2 separate regions of the Homo sapiens genome follow, and region 2 is linked to region 1. Evidence: read pairs that join two places in POLR2A ChIA-PET (ENCODE). Cell type or tissue: GM12878. All regions are shown on one strand. Links, peaks and the distances in the headings refer to the core of each region. The heading gives the core; the rest is flanking DNA.

The links. Peaks named below come from ENCODE experiments on the same cell type or tissue, not always from the same donor. Only the 100,000 strongest peaks of a DNase experiment are listed, where the experiment ranks them.
Region 2: POLR2A ChIA-PET joins it to region 1 with 6 read pairs; 1 of 35 experiments calls an interaction of 5 or more read pairs at or near these places.

What each region holds. Positions count from the first base shown.
Region 1 is chr7:120,515,313-120,523,228 of GRCh38, forward strand. All of the region lies in intron 1 of KCND2 (potassium voltage-gated channel subfamily D member 2), which reads left to right. Among named protein-coding and RNA genes, the nearest start is that of KCND2, 250 kb to the left of the region's middle. RefSeq lists enhancers at 6,329-7,140, 7,141-7,916. In GM12878, for the core only: no CTCF peak of the experiment used is centred there; a DNase peak (open chromatin) is centred at 4,219.
Region 2 is chr7:120,276,455-120,284,370 of GRCh38, forward strand. The region is part of intron 1 of KCND2 (potassium voltage-gated channel subfamily D member 2); the gene reads left to right. Among named protein-coding and RNA genes, the nearest start is that of KCND2, 7.2 kb to the left of the region's middle. In GM12878, for the core only: no CTCF peak of the experiment used is centred there; no DNase peak of the experiment used is centred there; H3K4me3 peaks cover 671 bases.

The DNA of each region.
Region 1 (7,916 bases), core at 2,175-6,174:
GGAAGGGAATATTCCTGTCTCATGAGTTTTTATTGCTGTATCGGGCAGAAAAACAGAATCCACACCAGTTGTATTACAAGAGATAATTTATATTAGAAATTGTTTAAATACATGTGAAAAGGTTAAAGGGAAAGAGGAGAACCCTAAGGTTATGAAGAAATAGTAGTTGCAAGAAGATATCACCTCTAGGACTGGGAGAACAGAAAGAAAAGATTGGGAGTATTAGAACCTACAATCTCTGAAGAAGGTTCCCGTGGAGCTGAGACCCACACCTTTGGAGGGATATGTTCCCCTGTTAATGCCTCAGGAACTCAGAGACTCCTACAGAGTTGGGACTCACCACCCCAAAAAAGAGGCATCCCAGCTGGCTGGGGCTTGTTTCCACCTCTGGGATTGAGAGAAAAATGAACTATGGAGCTAATAGATGCTGTGAAGGTGACAAGCATGTGGTGATGCCGAGGTGAGGTTGATAGGAGCAGGAAGCCAAACGTTGAAATGGCAGATCCTTTCCCTTTCCTTCAGCCAAGTCCTCTCTTCATGAGATAAAACTAATCAAGAGTCAGAAGAAGAAGAAAGAGAAGGAGAAGGAGAAGGTCTGATAGCACAAAACAAAGTATAGGAGGGTAGATTTGACCCATGAGAGAATATGTAACCAGCACCTTAGCATTTTAATTATACCTCTTCTCAGCACTTTCTTTCTTCTGATGTAGTCTTCTGTATTATATTATCTCCCATCAGTCTCTAAGATCCTTGAAAATAATATCTTGGTAGGATTCATATTTTGATCTTCCAAATTTCAAGTAATACTGTTTAATAAGGGAATATATGAATTCCACCAAATTAAAGACTTTTCCTTTTCAATTACAAGTACTGAATGTTTTATTATAAAATAAGAGCATTAGAAAATTAGTTTTATTCTTTTATTCGGCACTGCAAATAATTTTCCTGGGATTTTATTATGTTTATTACAATACACGTATCCAAACAAATACACGCCAAGAGAGTGTCCTTTTTAAAATGTATCTTTTATTATCTGTCCATATAATTACATGTATCCGTCCATATAATTATACAGATATTGCTTCAATTTCTTGAAAGATTGTTGTTTCTTAGTCCAGTCTTACTTTTTTCTCCCTTTTCCAATAAAAGAAAGTGACAGCAGAATCAGAAAGACACCCTGATGGCTTTCTAAATCCGAATGAACTGAAGAAAGAGGCTTCATAGGCTAGGACATGAAAAATCTGGGGTTCACAATGAAGATCTTTATGTTACTCACATCCAGAAATGACTTACTGGCAAAAGTCTGTGTATTTACTGCCGGACTCTCCAAGTGCTGAAAGTGGATCATATGGGGTTGGATTGGCCAAACTCCGTTAATAAAAATTTCCTGAATTTAATTTGATAGAAAACGGGAAATCTACTGTTGACCCAGGATTGAATATCTACATATATGAAAATACAAATACATAAACTCATGCAGGCTTTTGTATTATACTTCTGAGCTTTTTAATAGAGGGAACATGTTTTAATGCATAGAAATGTTTTACGATGAAATCTTTCTGTAACAATTAATGTGAACAGGCTCTAGAGAAGTGTTGTGTAAAACTACATAAAATGGTGGACATCCTGAAGTTGTTCTGAAAAGAATTCAGCATTAAAATATATTGTCAAAATTTTATTTTCTCCAAAGGAAACTATTTGATCCAGTAAAATAATTTTATGTTCAGCATGTCAAGTTCTACTTTACAAAATAATGGTAAACTAGGAATTGATTATTCATTTTACAAATTATTGACTATGCAATTACTTTTATTAAAGTAACCTCATTGTACATTTAAAAAGCAATTCCATTTACCAAAATTGGATTTGCACACAATTTTATAGTTAGTGATTTTTTTCTGTGAATTTATCTGTGTTGAGGGACAATCATAGTTAAAACTGATGAGAGTCAGACTTTGTTAATGATATAGTCAGTATCATTTTTAGATAAAATGAGTAGTATTTTATTCTTAGTATATTGTTGAGTCAGAATCTTATATTCTATGACTATTTCTGTAACTGTTGTTCACAAAAACTATACATAGCTAAAGTTCAAGTAATAATTAATATCAGTAAACTGTGAGATGTCAAAAAGTGATTAGTATTCGATTGCTACAATAAGGAGTGCAACATAATGGTGAAAAAGTATAGGATTTAGGTTAAAATGCAATCTTTTTCACTTACAAGCCATGTGACCTTAGAGAAATTAATTGATCTGAACCTCTCAGTGTACAAAGTAAGGAAACTAATATCCATCTCTTAAATTTGTTATGCAGATTAAAAATATTAGTAGACCAACTGCTTAGCACATTACTTCAATAAAGGGGAGCTATTTTGAATTTTACCACTACTGCCAAATTTAACCATTTGTTTTCATCTATCTTCATTTTATAGGTATACATGCATAACTTATTAGGTTTTCATTTTAGGAGTGCACTTTGATATAAAACCTCCTAAATTTCATGCCAGTTGTCAATCTCCTACTATTCTCCTTACCTGAAAGCATGATGTGCTTGTCATGTAATACATCGTTTGAATTTTACACTGGCATGTACCAGATGTCTTCTTAGAACACATAAGCATGCATTTTCTTCTCTGCATTCCCTACAGTTACCCTTTCTGGGCCACAGTACTTTCAGATATTTGTTGATAATGTGTTCTTTGCGATCCTCATGGCCCAAGATTATACAGTTATTCATACCTGAAGAAAGAGTTGTTAAATAGGGATCTGTGGCCATATCTCTACACAAAGTGAACATCGGGTCTGGGGAATTAAAAAATGAACAGGAAAGCACACTTGTGGCATTGTACTAGACCCTTTACACATATTATCTTATGATCAGAATGTATTATTATTCTGCTATACATTTTTCTAAGGCAAATCTATTCTATTATTTCCATCCAGAGATGTTTTCCCAGTAAAGGAGATTTGACTGACTATATAGTGTTAAGTCACAATAATTTTTATAATGGAAATCTTTTTAAAAATTTGAGACATTGTGGTAAATATTCACAACTTAAACATAAAGTTACCTAAAAAATGAAGCAAATAGCTTAGGTATGAAACAAAAGATGTTAAATCAACAAGTTCTTGCAATTTCTCCCATGAATTATCTGGAAAATTATGATGATTCTTCATTTGGTAGATTTTTCCTAAAATTATCAGTACACTAAATCATCAGCTAGAATGAGATTCAAGAATAAAGTTAGGTGTACAGTTTATATTCATTTATTTTATAAACACGTTGATATGAAGTTAAAAAGCAATGTTAGAACGAATCTAAATTTCATTATAGCTGCTCTATAGGTGAGAAATGTGGAATATAAGCTAAAGAAATAGCAATTGAAGAACTGAAACAATAGTTTGTTTCAACATGATCACTTTTTGCCATAGGTTTACCAAAATGTCCTCACTTTAATACCCGGAACTTGTGGTTATATTGGATATGTCCTTTACATGACAAAAGGGACTTTGCCGACGTGAAAAAGATTAGGGAGCTTAAATTAGGGATGTTATCATGATTTATACAGGTAGACCCAATATAATCACATGAGCTTTCAAAAGCAGAGACCTTTCTATGAAGAAGAGAGGAAACAGAGAGAAAGTATGTCAGATTTGAAGCATACGGAGGCCTAGACATGTTGTTGCTGGTTTGCAAATGGAGGGGCAATGTGATACAGAATATGGTGGCCTTGGCAGTACGTGGTGGTTCCCGCCTGTAATTTCAGCACTTTGGGGGCCAAGGCAGGAAGATCACTTCGGATCAGGAGTTCGAGATCAGACTAGTCAACGTGGTGAAAACCCTTCTCTACTAACAATACAAAAAACAACAACAAAAACTTAGCCAGGCCTGGTGGTGGATACCTGTAATCATAGCTACTTGGAGGCTGAGGTAGGAGAATCGCTTGAACCCACGAGACTGAGGCTGAGGTTGCAGTGAGCTGAGATCACACCACTGCACTCCAGCCTGGATGACTGAGTGAGACTTTTCTCAAAAAACAAAAACAAAAACAAAACCTGCCTCTAAGTAGCTGAAGAGCAGCTGCCGGTAGCTGACAGCCAGCAAGGAAACAGGGACCTCATCTCTACCACAGTGAACTAAATTCTGCCCACAACCTGTCTGAGCTTGGGAGCAGATTCTTCTCTAGCATCACACCTCATAATTCCACAGAGTCCAGGCTAACACCTTGGTTTCAGCTTTATGAGAACAGGAGCAGAAGAACTATCTGATCCCACCTGTGCTTCTGACCTAGAGAACAGTGAGATAATAAATTGTCTTTTAAGCCACTGACTTTGTGATAATTTGTTATGTCAGCAGTAGAAAACTAATTATATATATTTCCCCAATTCTCTTTCATATGAAAGTGTTATTTCATTAATATAGCCACCATAATTTAATGGATATTTTCCAATAGGCAAAACTTTCAAAACAAAATGAAATCTATTTTTATGTACTTGGGGTTTTTACACTCGAGCCTGATCCATTTGCTTCATATTTATTTAACATAGTTCCTAAAATTCTTACGTGATTGAAGCTAATGTAATATTTATGCAATCAAAGTTAATATTAAGACATATAATGATTTTGTCAGGTAAGCCATGAATATAAATTACAAATTATCCTAATTATTAAATATCATAATATTTGCATGAAGAAAATATTTTTTCAAAAGTAATGATTGCTGTCATTAATTTGGTGAGTATACTTTCACAATGAATATATTAACAATAGTTCTTTATGATAAATAAGTAATACTAGCCATATAACACTGAGATAAAAATATTTACATCATGAAAGGAAAGCACTTGTTTACATGATATTGTCTACCATTTATGTGTAATATTTATGTATAAGTAGCAGTGGATAAGGTATTTAAAGAATATTGTAATTTCAGTAATTCTATTTGTGATAATCTATTTTTATGAAATACTCCTAAATATAAAAAAAGTTACACATAAGAAAAAATAAAAAAAGTTACACGTAAGAATACCTTTTACTTTGATATGTCGATATTCATTGACTTCTGCACAAAGTGAGAGAAAACTATCTCACTGTATCTATATGTATGAGAATAGAAGTCTTCATTTTAAAAATGTTTCCTGAATGGGATAGAGAGATAAAGAGAGTCCTTGACTTTGAGCAGGTTAGAGGAAATACACATGAGAAATGGTGAATAAAAGGAAAAGAAATAGCAATGGAAAGAAATAAAAAGAGTATATGAGCTCAGGGACGCTCCTGAAGAAGAATAGAGAATATATAATAGAGGCAAATGGATACACCTGAGTGAAGAAGTGTGATAGTAAGCAGATTATGAGACATGAGGCAAAAGTTGACAATAAGTTGCTAGTAAATGAAAGAAAAGATGAAATAGAGACAGACAGACGAGAGACACAAAGGTTTGCATGTGTGCATTAGCTAAGGTAATCCTAGCTGTTATTACAAATAATTTCCACATTTTTAATGGATGAACCCATTAGTTTCTTTAGACCTGATGTGTCAAGGTGAGTGGCTTTCTTCCATGTAGTGATTCAAGAACCCAGATCTCATTCATCTTGTGGTTCTACCAAACTCTGCATTGTCTCTAATGAGACAAAAGAGAATGGAGAAAGTATACTCACTTAGTAAGCAATCTGTACATATGCCCTTGGTGGAAAATAGTAACAGGACCAACCCTGGATGCAAGATAGAGTAGGAATTGTTGTCTGTAAAGTACACTTTAGAAAGAGAGTCATTAAAGGACAGTAGTTTTCTGCAGATTAAGCCCTGTTAAAATCATATTGCTGTACATGAAAGCAAAACCTATAGTCTTAGCACCACAGCATAAAAATACTATAAATGTAGTGAGAGGAAAATAAATATATTCTAATTTAAAATAACCTTAAAATGTATAATATTCAGTTTCAAGGAATCATAAAACCTAACAACTTTGTTTTCAGACTGCAATGTAAGATGTCCAATTTTTAAAAAAAAAATTATTTTAGGGTTATATTACAAATGTTTTTATTTTTCAAGTATGCCTCTCATTCCGAAAATGCATCTTTTACCTGTGTCAGATTTATTTTGTGAGCCTAATCAAATTTTATGGGATATTTTATTCTTCCTTGGGCCTTCAAATTTTAATGCATTATTTTTGATTAAATATTCAGTATATTTAAGTCTACATATTAAGTCACATTCAGCAAAGGTGTCGATAAACTTGAATTTTTAAATACAGTCAACTGTCATTTTGAGGTGTTCATTTCTCAGTCTCTAAATTGAGCGTAATAATATATGTCCCCTTACCTCATAGTGCTGTTGTGAGATTCAAATGAAGAAAATATAGGAAAGATATTAGAACATAAAAACTACTTTATAAATGTAACTATTTTTCTCTTTCAATATGTTCCATCTATAATATATATGTGAGTGTGTATATAGTTTGTATACATGCATACACATGTATAAACACACGTATACTTGAAGTGTACTTGTAGTGTTATAGCAAAACACAGAAAAATAATCTATTGGGTAGGTTGGGAGAAAACTCTGTGTTTTTGTACTGGGAGTTGTGACATTTCTGGATCCTGTATCATCAGCTATTCAGTTGCCTGAAGGCAAACTCTGCACCCAGTGATCTCTCAGGTTGCTGTCCAACTCTATTACTCTCTGAACAAATAAAGTCATAATGATATGGAATTGCATTTCACACACATTTGCAACAACTCACCCTTTCTAGTCTCAGCTTCCAATCTGACTTTTTGTGGCTTCAGCTCTGGGCCTCCCTTTATGGTTTTCTCCACCACTCTTCCTAATCACCCTCTCCTGTAACTCCATTTGTCCCTTTTGTCCTCATCCTGTTGGCAGGAAGTGAAATTATTTTCTGCTGCAGTCCTGTATGTTAGCTTTCATTTGAGCCTTTTAGAAAAGGTCTTGTGTAAGCACGATTCAAAAATCAAGGTAATCTACCCAGTTGGACACAAAGTACAGTATTAGAAAACAATGCACAAAGACTGACTTCTCAACCAAGGACTTATGGCGTGACCCTGAGTGAATGATTTAATCTCCTCAGGCTTTTGCTAAGGGAATTACTTTAGTTACTCCTTCCAAGATAGAGATATTTAAAGATCAATGGGATATGTAAAGTGGCCTTTGGAAGAAAGCAGAGGGGTAAACAAGACTTCTCACATCCTCTCTTTTCTTTTACAAATGAGCACTCTCTTGTGCTTTGTTATGATTACCATGTAAGTTGTTCACTTTCAAACACTGTTACAAATCCTCAGAAAAGTAATTGTTCAGCAAAAGTTATAATAACAATCCTGAGAATCATTCCTGATAGCCCAGAAAGTGTAAATAAAAGTCACGAATATTCAGATTCTTTATATTCTAAATCTCCAATTTGATAGAGCTACTTTATGACATTAGACAAATCATATCACTGCCAAGTCCTAGGTTCTATGTTTCTGAAATGTGGTAAATTTAGTGCTGGTTTCATGAATAATAAAGTGAATCTCTGTAAAGTGCTCACTTTATGGAAATACTAAATAATAAAGGGATTCCTTGCATTCTGTCAATTTTCAGTAATGCCTTTGCCTTCGTTACTTAGACATACCTGTCTTTTGATTCCTATTCTCAATTTGTAGTATTTTTTACTAGACTGGGCAATTGAAGCAACCAGAGATAGAAGACACAGAGCCCATGTAGGTGAACGATACAGATGAGGTGGGCAAGTGTTTCCAGTTAATCAAATTTTGCAGTTTTAAATATTTGTAGAAGGTTACCACCTGTTCTTAAAGTGAGCCCATCCCATTTCAGAGTGGTAAACCATTCTGTGATTGTGTTGTTTCCGCTATCCATGTTTAGACACTAACTTCATTTCCTAGAAGCTAAATGCTTTAA
Region 2 (7,916 bases), core at 2,126-6,125, 240 kb before region 1:
CCACACATTTTTTTTTAGAATCTACAGATCCCATCAGGCAATGGGTCCACACCCATTAAATACACATAGAAGATAGAGCAGTATCTGGTAAGATTGATGGTCACCAAGGCTGGCTGTATTATAAAATTTGGGGTCCTAATTTCCTTTTAGAATTTTTTTGTGAATTCTTTTTTGGGGGTATAATGAAGTTCTGCAACCAAAGGGACAAATTTCTGAATTCATGCTGTTGTTTTTAATATACTTTTAGGGCTAGAATTAAGTTTTTTTAGGTAGTAGAGAAAAGGAAAGGAGGCAAATGATTAATAATGTTAAACTGCAGAAAAGTAGCAGCATTTTACATATTAGAGAATCTAATAAAATAAAATGGTTAGATCTTTTTACTTTTATGAGTTCTTAGATAAGCTGGGGAGTGATGTGAGTGCCTTTTCTTCAGCTTTGTGCTACTATTCTTGCATAGGTAATCAGTTTAGTGAGGATTTGGTAATGGCTATAAGAAAAAAGTTATTCCCAAGGCTACTCTTTAAGCTTTGTGTTTTTGGATAATTTAATTGGCTTCTTTAAATGACATTGTGGTTAAAGTCAACTTAATTTTATTAGACATATTGTGTTGTACAGAATTTCTCATGTCATGTGGCCAGCTAATGGAATAGTTTATATATGAAGAATTTTAGGCTAGGTTAAACAAGAAATTGGGGTAAAGAAAAATACAATGATTTATGATTTTTATTTAGTCTCATTTTTTTAAAGACCTACTGGTACATTTAAAAAATGAATTAGTGAAAATCCATGTTCTACTTCTTATATTTCCTTTTTATCTTGTTGGCAAATTTGTGACAGTTTATAAGGATAAGGATGATGCAGAATGCCTTCGCAGTGTAGGTGCTGATTCTTTATCAAAGAGGTTTGTTTTTGTTGTCTTGTCATTTTGTAGCAGGAGATCCTTATTAAGGACAAATGGGTAGTGCAAATCACCATCATGACGTCAAATTAGAAGTACACTTGAATAAAAAAGATTCTGTTTTAATAGGAAGGGAGAACTATTAAAATGAAATACACTTTAAAAATTTGGTATATATGGCTGTGTTTCTTGAGGTATCAGTGAATCATTTTAATGCTATATAGTGTCTATATGATTGAATATAGGTATAAAAAGAATGTTGATGAGAATTCTAATTTCATATAGCTAATAGTTCTATACTAGACTTGAGAAGTTAGCATTATTTTAAAACTTGTTTCTGGAAATGACTTTCCAATTTTTATTTTATTTTGAAGCTTATTTTTGTTTCAAGGAAAATATGAGACAACATTAAACATTAGTGACAATTTTTTATTATGTAAATAAAATACTTAAAAGCACCCATTTTTGAAAATATTTAAGAAATTGAATTATATTGCCTGAGTAAAATCTATGCAGTGGATTTAGTTCACATGTTTCATAGGTAAGTAAGTGGATTAGAAGCATTGAATACACACGCTTTCTCAGAACTTGGAAGCTAAGTGGAAGTTACTTTAAAGACTTAGCTTCACTGAATTTGAACATTTTAATTTTCAGGAAATTAAGCTAATTAATGATCCTGATGGAATAGAGCAGTCATACTTTTAAGATGTGGAAATGTCGATGTAATCAAAATGAGAACATATATGGACACTTGACAAATCATATGCTTTATAATATAACAGAATTTCATAGAAAAATGTCTTTAATTTCTCATCAAAATGTATTATGTATTGTACCCTGAAGAAACAGATTCTTATAAGCCCTGCCTTTTTGGTGCCATCTTTGTGACTCAGTTATTTAATAATACAAAATATTCAATAAAAGCCATTGCCTAACTTTATTGTTTAGGCTGTAGTTCTATACTTAGAGGATGAAGTGTAAGGTGCAAACTTTCTGGGAAATAATAGTTGAAGCCAATATCCAACTATGTCTGAATGATTATCAAGAGTTATCTGAGCTCTTTTTATGGGGCTATTAATTTTAATGGAGCTAAATGTTCTTCAATTAGTGATAATAGAAGTGAAAATGTGATTGTAAACAGTGGTTATTGAAAGTTCCATCTCGTATGAACGTTATCTACATGAGAATAAATAACCAAGAGCTTTGTCATTCAGGACTGGCAGAATCATTTGCAGCTTCTAGAGTATTTTAGACAATATTCAGTTGGTTTTATGATCTAAAGAACTGAGTGTGTCTATCTTAGAACCAAGGTGTATTTGTATCACCATTTTATTTGCTCCTTGAAATATCAAATATATCAGTAGACTATAACTTGACTATGCTTACTGTATAAGTCATTACTTAATCTATCAGAAAAATGAACGCTTTAAAAATAGTTTTCAGGCTACTTAATTTCCTACTAAAGTAGGAAACATAGAAAGCACAGTTTAAAAAAAATGAAAAAATAATGTCAGAATTTTTTTTAAGTGTTTAGATTGAGTAATCAGGTAGCTCTGTTCCTCCATTTCATCCCTTCTTTCTGAGCGCATTTCACAGGTCCCTGAATCACCCTTTTATCCACCCGGCTCCCCTTTCCATAATGTAAACTCTAGTTACTGCCATTAACTGCCTTATTAGAAAAAGAACCTGGAACTCCTCTTTTGTCCTAAAGTCCTTTGGAAAATAACATCCAGTTGTTATTTTTCATTTAGATTGTAGTACTCAAATCTTGCTAAACTTAGGAAATTTCCAAGTGTTCACCAATAATCAAAAACTATTTTGTAAAAATGTACTAGACAGTGTCAAGCTTCAGTTTACTATTGCACCTCATACACATGATCTGGAAATTAGAAGTGGTACCAGGTGGCACATTAAATAATTGAAGGGTTATTATTATGTTAAGTAATATAAATATTTGCATTCTTGGTCTTATTACCATTTAGACAATTTCTTTAAAAGAAGGGATCATATTACTCATAATATAAAACTTAAGAATTTCAGGAGTGTTATTTTTGTGGTTCATCTCACTTTAATTTTAAAACAAAATTGTTTTCATCAAAGTGTTCAATATGGGAAAGTTGCTACATGGCATTTCTGTAAAGTTTATGTTTAGAGATAAATTTTATTATTTTAACGATATAAATTATATGCTGATTTCAGAACAAATTTGGGAAAGTAAAAATTTAATTTGTATTATATATTTATCTAAAACAAATACGGTGGCGTTACATCTTTGCTGCCAGAAAACTTAGCATAATTGCCATATTTCAATTTTTGTGCGTTTGGTGAATTACTATTTTAAGGAACAACAAAAAAGCAGAAAAGTTTTCACTTAAATTTTCATAGCGATGTATCAGGGAAATTCCTTTTTTAGAATGGCATACTTTGAAATAATTTATCATATGCATATATATGATCATATCTATGATATACGATAACATTATGTTATAATTATATATTATTAAAGAGAAGGATAAACTTTTAAATACTATTCTCCTGATACCTGTCAGTATTCTGATTATATAGCTTTGGGTAATGATGGGAGTATATCTTGCAGAATCATTTATGTAGAGACTTAAAGTTTACCCAGCTGTTACTGAAATGGGTGAAATTATCTTCCCTTGTGCCAACATCTATACATAACTATTGCTAGTGCATTAATATAAAACTCTTTAAAAGGTAGGAAGTACCAAAATTTATCTTTCTGGTGAAGTGCCATAATATGAGTAACATCTATTTTTATTTTGACATACTATGACATATTTGTGTAAAGTTCTTTATAGAAAATGTTAGTTGATGGAAGTTGAAAATGAACTTTTAAAGAAATGTAGAGAAATGTGGTATGTATTCCTCTTTTAGCCTTACAAGTAACCAAATCTTATGTGTCTTCATTTTGTTTTAGCCATCACTTGAATTAGAGACAATATTTGATGTGGAATTTAAAAATATGTATGTTAATCCAGCCTGTAGTACTTCAGCATTTACTTGGTTGCCAGACAGAGGTATTTCAGAAAAGGTTTAATATGTGTTATTTCAACATAGTACCCTAGAGAAAACGCTATTTTTAAATTTTCAGTGGGTCTGTTATGCTATTCTTTTTTATTTTTAATTTTCCTTTAGACTACTGATAAACTGTCTTATTTTATTTTTATATTTACATCATTTACTTCTGAACATTCCTCTCAATTATACTCATCTTTGAAAATGAGTCACAAAGTTCAAATTTCTTATTACCTGATCTCTACATTCCTAGTGGAAGAAAAGTGACCCATCATTTATTTAAAATTAATAATTTTGTTCATTTAAGAATTGTGTGGCTTGTCCATAGTTACATAATTGGATAGCAGCAATATTTTTTGAAATTTCACTTTTATGCTCATTTTCTTCTGAAGACCCTAAAACATTATCTAGAAATGTGTTATAATAATTATCGGGACTGCTGCTGATTATACAGGGATAAGAGAAGGAATACATTTGCTATTTATTCTATTAATGTAGTGCATTTCTCCCTTAGTTCTATTGATGTGACTCATTCCACATTCCTCAATATCACTGCTGGCTCTGCATTTATTCAAACAGCACTGGGGTTTATCATAATGGTGCCCATCTGATATAATACAACCTTGTATTCTCATCCAGTGAACTTTCAGGCCGTTTGGCGGCAAACTACTCAATGGTGAATCTTTTACCTGGCCTGATGGAAAAGAATTCAGTTATTTTGCCCTAATTTCCTGAAAGAGTTGGCCTATGAGTCATTAAAAATATGCAATTTAACTTCTCTTTCATTGAAAGAACACAAATGGTGAAATAAACATTCACTGAAAAGGAAGTATATTTTTTCCTTTAAAGTTGTGATAATGAATTCATTCCCTTTCCTCCCTTCTACTCTCCATATGTCTTATATTGTTTTCTAAGCAGGGATACACACACACGTATGCATGTATGTATGTATTTATGTACATATGTATGTATAAGCATTGCTCTCCCACTAGCTTCTGCAGCTAGATTTGATGATGTGGGATAGCGTCTGATATTGAAAAAAAAAAAAAAACCCCAGGGTGAAACACCATTTTTGTGCATATTTGCACTGCTCTTTGAATGTTTTGCCCTTTAGTTTTCTCCTTTGAGAGGCAGCCTTTACGTTGACCTTCTCCATGAAGGCTTTTCAGCCCCCTAAGCAAGCCTACGTCATTTATAGTTGGAATTGTGCTTGATATTAGTAAGTGTCATTTTTATATATAATTTATGGTTTTACCTCTTGACATTCTAACTAAATTGAAAGGCTTTTGAGGTTTGAGTGTATACCTTCTGGGGAGTTATTACCTAGTTCGGTGCTCAAATGTAGGAAAATATCTATGTTAATGTGTTGCTGATCATGGTGTGAGATGGCACTTGTACGCCATGGAGAGCTCCTTAGCCATGGAGCTGTGCCATCTCAACATTAGCAATAATCTGCTACTCTTAAGCCAAATTATTTTGCTTTGTTCAATGTTAAAAGTATTTACATTTGTTATTTGAACATTTTGTCCTCTCATCTACTAAATGTACCCTTTTAATTTTTCTCTTTTTGACTGGGAAGGGCTGTGAGACCTCAACTTTTTCATCCATAACTAACTACTCTGCAAAGGCTAGAATTAATGGCTACCAGTTGCCATTTTCTTGAACAGTTTGATTTCTGGTGAAGTCCAGGTAAATTGCGGATGCCTTTGGGAAGCATATGGAGATGCTTCATGATATAGGTGAATCAACATAGAAATATACTACCTTCCCTTGAAAGCCCAGTTCCTTATGTAAATACGAGTAGCTTAAAAAGCCCATGGGTCAACAGATACTTTGATGATGCTTCATCACTAGAAAGGTGTTCTCTCTTACCAGTAACACAAGCTGGAACTCTTGTTTTTCATCCAGGTTTTCTCATTTATGCATAAAATAGAATTTTTTAAAATAGGGAAATATTGTCTGTAAATGACATAGGAGATAGATGCAATTTCTGTCAGGAAAAGCTCAATGTAATCACCATCAGGAAGAAGTTAACATTCTAAGAAATTAAAAGGCAGATTACAAAATGTAAAGATAAATGTAGGTATATATTCTAGCATAACGCAATCCATTTTGCCTTGGGAATTTTGACAAGTCTATTATGTAATGATCTAAATCATTAAAAGTGTGGGGGGAGTAGGGAATGAGTTCCTAGAGGTTAATAATGGGAAAAAATAACATTGAAAGAGTAGGATGACAGTTGAGATAATGTCAAATAGAATGGGAAGATTTTGTTCTAAAAGTAAAAGGTCTTGTCTTTTTTGCTTTTATGTGGACCTAATTCTTCCGTCTTCTTCATTTTCTTCACTTTTAACAATATCAGTAATAGTGCTCTTGGAAACCCAAAATAACACCAGTAACATACACTCTCAGGGAATCAGACTGTGGCTCACAGAGTTCAATTCAACATAATAGACCTTTGTTGATCACTTGCTACCTGTCATTGACCACAGCAGTAACCAAAAGGTCAACTTTCTCACCTTAGGAACTATTTAAAACTAAAATAGTGGAAGAGTCAGAAATAAAAATGTAAATATATGATATAATGCCACGTAGAGATGAGTGCTATGAACAAAATACATCTGGGTAACAAGCCTGCTATTTTGCATAGGGGACAAACAAGGCTTTTCCAAGGGGTTGGCATTTAAGCCAATGGCTGATTAAAGTGATGAAATGACTTTCTGACTATCTGGATGAAGAGAATTAGAGGAAGAGAGAAAAGGAGTACAAAGACTTCAAGGTGGGATGAAGTTTCATCAATTCTATCTAATGTCCCTGTAATAGAAGCAAAGAGAGTAAGGGGCTTAGTAGCAAATGGAATCTGAAAAGTAGTTAGGACTAGACTATGTAGGATATGATAGACCACAATAAAGACTTCTGATTTCATTTAAGATGAAAGGGGGAGCCATTAGAGAGTTGTGAGCATGGTAGGGATAGGATATGATTTCTGTGTTAAAAGGAGCAAATGCTCTAAAACATTTAAAACATTTTTAAATGGTCAAATTAAAATTATTTACCATGAATAAATTTTCATCCTTCATTAGTTTTTTATATTTACCTTAGCTTAAAATTTATATCCAATTATTCAGGAGATTATCTAAAAAATGAGTATTTTCTAATACATAAGTAAATTGTTACTAATAACACAAATAAAACTAGTTCAAATGAAAACTGAATTCCATATTTTAGCTGAAAAGACAAGGCTAGTGCTCAGTGGATATGGAATTATTTGGGAACTGATGCAGATAATTATTTCTTTTGAATATAGATTTGCATACTTAATAGTTGTCAATTGTAATATTAGTGTTCAAGAATATTACACACATTTTGAATTCTAGTTAAAGGATTTTCATTCCTTTTTTGTCACTTTGCAGTAGGTACATATATATCTTTTCCAGGTGTTTTGTTAGTTATATAAGCCTGAAAGACAAAATGGCTTACATACCTTAAAATCTGTGAAGATTGCCATAGGATATGTATTTTTCAACACAAATTAAATTGAGACCATGTTTATAGCAGATGTGTGATGAAAACTTGCAGAAGCAATGCTTTGATAAGAATCACCATGCTGAAGAATAAACTATAACCATGAATGGATAATTGGAAATACATGGGTTTGGAGAAAGAAAAATTGGATTAACAACATAAAAATGCAAAAAAAGGGTATGCTTTCCAGATGAACAAATTGTGAAAATAGTTTTTGAATCTAGAGGAATTCAGTGTGGCCTCTCACTTTAGCATGCTGTTTCCATGAAGACATTTGCCCTCTAGATAACTCTGCATCTTACCCAGTTCTTTCCAGAGGCCTATTTCCTGATAAGGAAGCAAGGATTCATGGGGGCTAACACACACACACATGCACACGCACACACACACACGCGCGCACACTCCAACCATTCGCTGGTTTCCTTTCGTCATGCTGTAGAAATTAAGGCTGTCT